Linked DNA regions of Homo sapiens: region 1 is linked to region 2. A link is an interaction called in ENCODE POLR2A ChIA-PET data of the cell type or tissue named here. Cell type or tissue: IMR-90. All regions are shown on one strand. Each heading gives the region's core, and the rest is flanking DNA. Links, peaks and the distances in the headings are about the cores only.

Region 1 (2,923 bases), core at 181-2,680, 140 kb after region 2:
CTCTTCTGCAAGGTGCCCTTGCCACTCCCTCATCGAGAGGTAGGGGCTGGGCTGAGAGCGGTGGCTCATGCCTGTAATCCCAGCACTTTGGGAGGCTGAGGCAGGTGGATCACCTGAGGTCAGGAGATGGAAACCAGCCTGGCCAACATGGTGAAAACCTGTATATACTAAAAATACAAAAATTAGCTGGGTGTGATGGTAGGCACTTGTAATCTCAGTTACTTGGGAGGCTGAGGCAGGAGAATCGCTTGAGCCCAGGAGGCAGAAGTTACAATGAGCAGAGATCATGCCACTGCACTTCAGCCTGGGCAACATAGTGAAACTCTGTCTCAAAAAAAAAAAAAAAGGTAGGGGTTGTTTCTCCACTGTCTTGAACTTGGGAAGATCCTATGACTACATAGAACACAACGGAATTGCCTGTGCACAGCTCCAGGTGTGGCCCATAACTGGCTAGGAGCTTCCACCTCCTCCCTCCGCTCTGCAAGAAGTCAGATAACTCAGAGGCTGCCATGTTAGGAGAAACTCTGGAGGAGGAAAAGGCACCTGGAGAGATGGGGGAGCTCAGGGGTTCTGAGGCTCCAGACATGAGGTGAGGCCATCCTGGAGGTGGGTCCTTCAGCCCCAGCCACCTTAACTGGGCCCATGTAGAGCAGAGACAGCCACCCAGCTGGCTCTTCCCGATTGCCTGACCCACAAAACCATCAGCAAAATACAGAAGTTGTCCTAGGCTCCTAAGTTAAGAGGTGTTTGGTTGGACAGGGATAGGTAACTAGAACCTCCATAGTGGCCGAAAGATAACTGGCAGCAGTAGATCACTGGAACCTCCACTTGGCCATGCCTGACCTAAAAGGAGGTTAAGAAAACAAATGTTTAGTTTTTCCAGCCCCAAGATACATGGAGGTAAAGGAGAGGCTCCTCCCACCAGGCGCCCCTGGTTCTCTTTACTTTTGTGATTGAACCAAATAAAAACATCCACCACGCATTGGGCCCTATGTGTCAGGCACACGCAGCTTCTTTCACAAGGCAGGCGGTATTTATGGCTCCCATTTTGCATATGGTAATTACCCAGATTGTCCAGCTAGGAAGAGTTTGAGCCTGGCTTTGGACCCATGAAGGTCAACGCCTTACCCACCTGCTTTGTGGCTATAGCTATAGTGGAGAGTGAGTAGGTTAACAGCTTGGAGAACAGCGTTTTTGGTAGAAGGAACAGCCAGCCAGAGCAAGGATACACAGAATGATGACACAGCGAGGCTGGGGAGGGAACAGGGGTTGTGCAGGATGTGAGTCAGAGACCAGGCTGTTTTGCGGCCTCAAAATCTTGGACTTGAACCTGGAGGCAGCAGGGAGCCACTTCAGGGTCCGTTTCTTTAATTAAAATATTTGAATCAACAATAGAGTCGCATGGCTCACAAACCAACAAATATACAAGGGAAATGGAAAAGTTTCCTTTTGACGTCCCCACTCCCATTTTCATTAGTCTCCCAGGTTAGTTTTCTGTGTCGCCTTTCAGAGTTTAAGTGAAACAATGGTCAGTGAAGATTCTTATTTTTCCTGTTAACACAAAATATTATGGTGTCATTCTGCACCTGGCTTTTTTTGCTTAGTGATGAAAAATTTACCCTTTAAAGTGTATATAATTCAGTGGTTTTTCAGTATGTTTACAGAGTTGTGTAACTGTGACCACTATCTCATTCTAAAATACTCTCATCACCCCAGAAAGAATCCTGACTTTCTATTTCCTTTGTTTTTTTTTTTTTTTTTTGAGATAGAGTCTCGCTCTGTTGCCCAGGCTGGAGTGCAGTGGCACAATCTTGGCTCACTGCAACCTCTGCCTCCTGGGTTCAAGGGATTCTCCTGACTCAGCCTCCCCAGTAGCCGGGATTATAGGCACCCACCACTACTCCCAACTAATTTTTGTATTTTTTTTTTTTTGAGAGAGTCTTGCTCTGTTGCCCAGGCTAGAGTAGAGTGGCACGATCTCGGCTCACTGCAACCTCCACCGCCGAAGTTCAAGCAATTCTCTGCCTCAGCCTCCCAGGTAGCTGGGATTACAGGCACCTGCCACCATGCCTGGCTAATTTTTGTATTTTTAGTAGAGACCATGTTTCACCATCTTGGCCAGGCTGGTCTTGAGCTCCTGAACTCATGATCCATGAGGATCATGGCCTCCCAAAGTGCTGGGATTACAGGCATGAACCATCGCACCCAGCCCAATTTTTGTATTTTTAGTAGAGACAGGGTTGCACCATGTTGGCTAGACTGGTCTAGAACTCCTGATCTCAAGTGATCTTCTGCCCCAGCCTCCCAAAGTGCTGGGATTACAGGTATGAGTCATCATGCCCAGCTCTTTCTATTTCCTATATTGCCCTGGCAACCATGAATCTCTTTTCTAATAGTTTATCTTGCAGATCTTTGCATATCAGAGCACAGAACACTTTTTTTTTTTTTTTTTTTTTTTTTTTTTTTTTTTTTTTTGGAGAGAGGGTCTTGCTCTCTCACCCAGACTGGAGTGCGATGGCACAATCACAGCTCCCTGCACTCTCCTTGACCTTCCTGGCTCAAGCGATCCTCCTGCTTCAGCTTTCCAAGAAGCTGAAACTACAGGTCCATGCCACCATGCCTGGCTAAGTTTTAAATTTTTGGTAGAGACAGGGATCTCCTTATATTGCTCAGGCTGGTCTTGAACTCCTAGGCTTAAGGGATTCTCCCACCTTGGCCTCCCAAAGTGCTGGAATTACAGGAGTGAGACACTACACCTACCTAGTCTTTCCTTTTTTTATTTGAGTAATAGGTAGGGTCTCAATGCACAGGTATATTGTGATTTATTCACAATCCCATAAGCATAGCTATTGGGTTATTTCTAGTTGTTCTCTGTTATACACAGCCCTGCACTGAATAGCACTGGACCACAATGGATAGCAGC
Region 2 (2,923 bases), core at 114-2,613:
CTGCCTAATACAATTCCCTGTAGCTGATCGCAGCAGTTTATTGCTAAGTCAGGCATGATACTGAAATTAGGATTGGTGAGCCAAGCCAAAATATCTATAAAAGAATATCATTTATCTTATGATGCAGTAATAACAGTAAAACAAAACAGCATTTTCTACTTAAACCTGTTCATAATTACAAATTCCAGTTACAACAAATGATTTAAAATATTTGCAACATTCCTTCACAGTAAAACATTGGAAGAGAATTGAAGTGAAATAAACATGAAGCCCAGAAACAAGCTAACTAGTACAAACCTTAACAGATACATTTTATTGCTTTTCAGACTCTTACATTAAAATGGTTGCTCATAACGAATTATGCTGAAATTAAATAGTATTTTTGCATATAGCTCAAAGATCCCAACTCTTTCCCAATAGGGTGCTGTTAAGGAGTATCTCAAATTCCAGGAGAATATGGCAGTGATTCGATTAAATCTGTTAAGACACTGTACACAGAAATTTGGTCTCCTTCCTTCCACACACACAAAATATAATAAGTGCAATTCTAAAACAGTGAGCTAGAGAACAAAAGTTGAAGACATGAAATGTGAACTCATCAAATCCTTTCACATAAAAATGCACTTTAAATATTTTTGCTTCTATATCAGACTTAAAGGAATAAGATACCTAAAAAGCTATACTATTAGATGTAAAGAACAAATAGCCACTTTTAAATAATGTGCTATTAAAAATGAATTCATTATTCTTGAAGTTAAAGTTTTGTATTATAAAATACATCGTTGTACTTGTTCAGACAGTCTAGCTGGCCTTTGTTTGTGTTTACTGAAAATGCCTTCCATATACTTAAGGCCCCAAACCAAAGCTTCCCAAATGGAATCTGCAGAGAAAAAAAAACACTGATTCCAAAAAGAAGACTGTGCAAACAATACATAGTTCCAAGATAAATAAATGTACTCAAAGCAACAAAACTTCCTCCAGGTTAATCAAAGACTCCTGCCTAGTGAAATATATCTTTCAGAAAACATAAGATGTCCACATGTTTAAGACTTACAATCAAAATGATCTTTAGTATCTAAAAAAATTCATCATCCCAAAAACAACATTGTACAATTTATCTAGTCTTCCAAAAAGACTTGAACAATCTTTGAAGATGAAAAACATTTTCACCACATCCTACAAAATCCCACCTGACTTCATTTACCAAAGACTACTCACCCATCTAACCCACCCCTCCAACCCACTCTACAGCTCTCACTAGACTCTGTTATTTGTCCAATAAAATGCAAAAGTCTGGCAAAATCCTCATAGGCAAAAAGAAAAAGTTACTGAATCTCTTTTGACTCCAAGGCCTGGTTTCCTTTAGGTCCCCTCACTGACATTTCTTTGGCCCCACAGCATGGGGTACAGGCCGATCTGCATGGCTGGCTATACAGACGTATTATGAAGCCTTTACAATTGACCACACAAACACAATACCACAATGTAGGTCAGCTTATGCACTCAAATGCCAAAGTGAAGCTTATAGGGAAGTAAACTACAGACATAAATCTGCAAGGGTAGAATTCCACCCAATGATCCTAAAATTATTTCAAGGAATCAATCTCCAAGTATGCATCATGAAATCAGAAGAGCCCAGTTAAGCTTTTAGAGCGGGGGAGGATAAAGAAGAAAGAAAGAAAATGAAAGACTTAAGAAGAGGCAGCAAAGGTTTCACCAATCATTATATCATTGAGAGGGCTCAAACTACAGATGAAGTTAGAATACAGATGATTGTAGAAAGGGTATTTAAAATTATTAACTGATCAAATATTTGTAGTTGTCATTAAAAAAAAAATACAACTTAGCAATTCAGTTCAGAAAGAAGAATATCCCCAGGAACATACACATCTGTTTAATATTACAAGCCAACTGTCAACATCCTAAGTGAAGTTTTAATTTAATATTTTTTCTTTCTTGATGTTTTACCTTTAATCAATGCCTCATGAGAGTATCAACTTTCTATAAGAAACTGTTAAATATAAAGAAATGTTATTGTAGCATGTTTATAAAATCATAGTTCGAGAACTTTTTATTTTTCCAAAGCCTGACCACAACTTAATTATCTGCAGGACATTCCAGGCTCACAATTGCAAGCTCCAGTTCCCAAGCAATTTTAAACAATATCTACTGTACAGGACAGAGGGTACACAAAAGACCGCAACATGGTTATATTTCCAAAAGTCAGCATTAGGCCCTTTAGACATGGTTTTTATTTTCATTAAACAATATTTGTTTCCTCACTAATCATTAAATGGTTTTCATCACTATTGCCTGCTTTCCTTTCACATGTCAGTTGTTAGCATCAGTGTTTGTGTTCATAATAAATATAAAAGTAATCCACCCCATCATTTAAAAATGAACACACACGACGTCTGGTTCAATGAGTGTTAAGAGACTTAGCAATATACTCACACCCTGAATACTGATCTATTTTAATCTAGACACTTAAAAAAACGTAATGGAGTAATAGACTATACAGCCCTCTCCTTTAAATCAGATTTAAGCTTCGTGCCTGCTTATGTTATTGTGGGCACACAGATCTAATCAGTGGTTCAAGACATTTACTTGGGAAAATGAAAGAAGAAGACAGTAAGTTCATATCCCTGACCATAATGGGGAGGAGTTGAGAATATTGCCAATTCCTTTAGATGCATGAGAAAACTAGCCTGATTAAAAGTAACACACTAGAAACTGACCGAAATGTGGAGGAGCAACTCACAGAGCACTCCAGAACTTTAGGAATAATTCTGAGAAAGTAAATTTTAAAAATAAATAAAAGCTGTATGCTATAAAGTATTAGGAACAATAAAAAATATGTGAAGTGTGGAAGAAACAAAGAAAAGTATAACAAAGTCAGAGGTAAAATTAATCATCAGTAGAA

The links. Peaks named below come from ENCODE experiments on the same cell type or tissue, not always from the same donor. Only the 100,000 strongest peaks of a DNase experiment are listed, where the experiment ranks them.
Region 1: POLR2A ChIA-PET joins it to region 2 with 6 read pairs; 2 of 35 experiments call an interaction of 5 or more read pairs at or near these places.

The regions. Positions count from the first base shown.
Region 1 is chr4:4,658,920-4,661,842 of GRCh38, forward strand. The region is part of intron 5 of LOC124900165; the gene reads left to right. The region is part of intron 4 of STX18-AS1 (STX18 antisense RNA 1 (head to head)); the gene reads left to right. Among named protein-coding and RNA genes, the nearest start is that of SNORD162, 3.9 kb to the right of the region's middle. RefSeq lists an enhancer at 1,171-1,315 and a cis regulatory region at 1,238-1,248. In IMR-90, for the core only: no CTCF peak of the experiment used is centred there; DNase peaks (open chromatin) are centred at 1,272 and 1,662; H3K27ac peaks cover 1,105 bases.
Region 2 is chr4:4,519,844-4,522,766 of GRCh38, forward strand. All of the region lies in intron 1 of STX18 (syntaxin 18), which reads right to left. Among named protein-coding and RNA genes, the nearest start is that of STX18, 21 kb to the right of the region's middle. RefSeq lists an enhancer at 1,297-2,480. In IMR-90, for the core only: no CTCF peak of the experiment used is centred there; no DNase peak of the experiment used is centred there.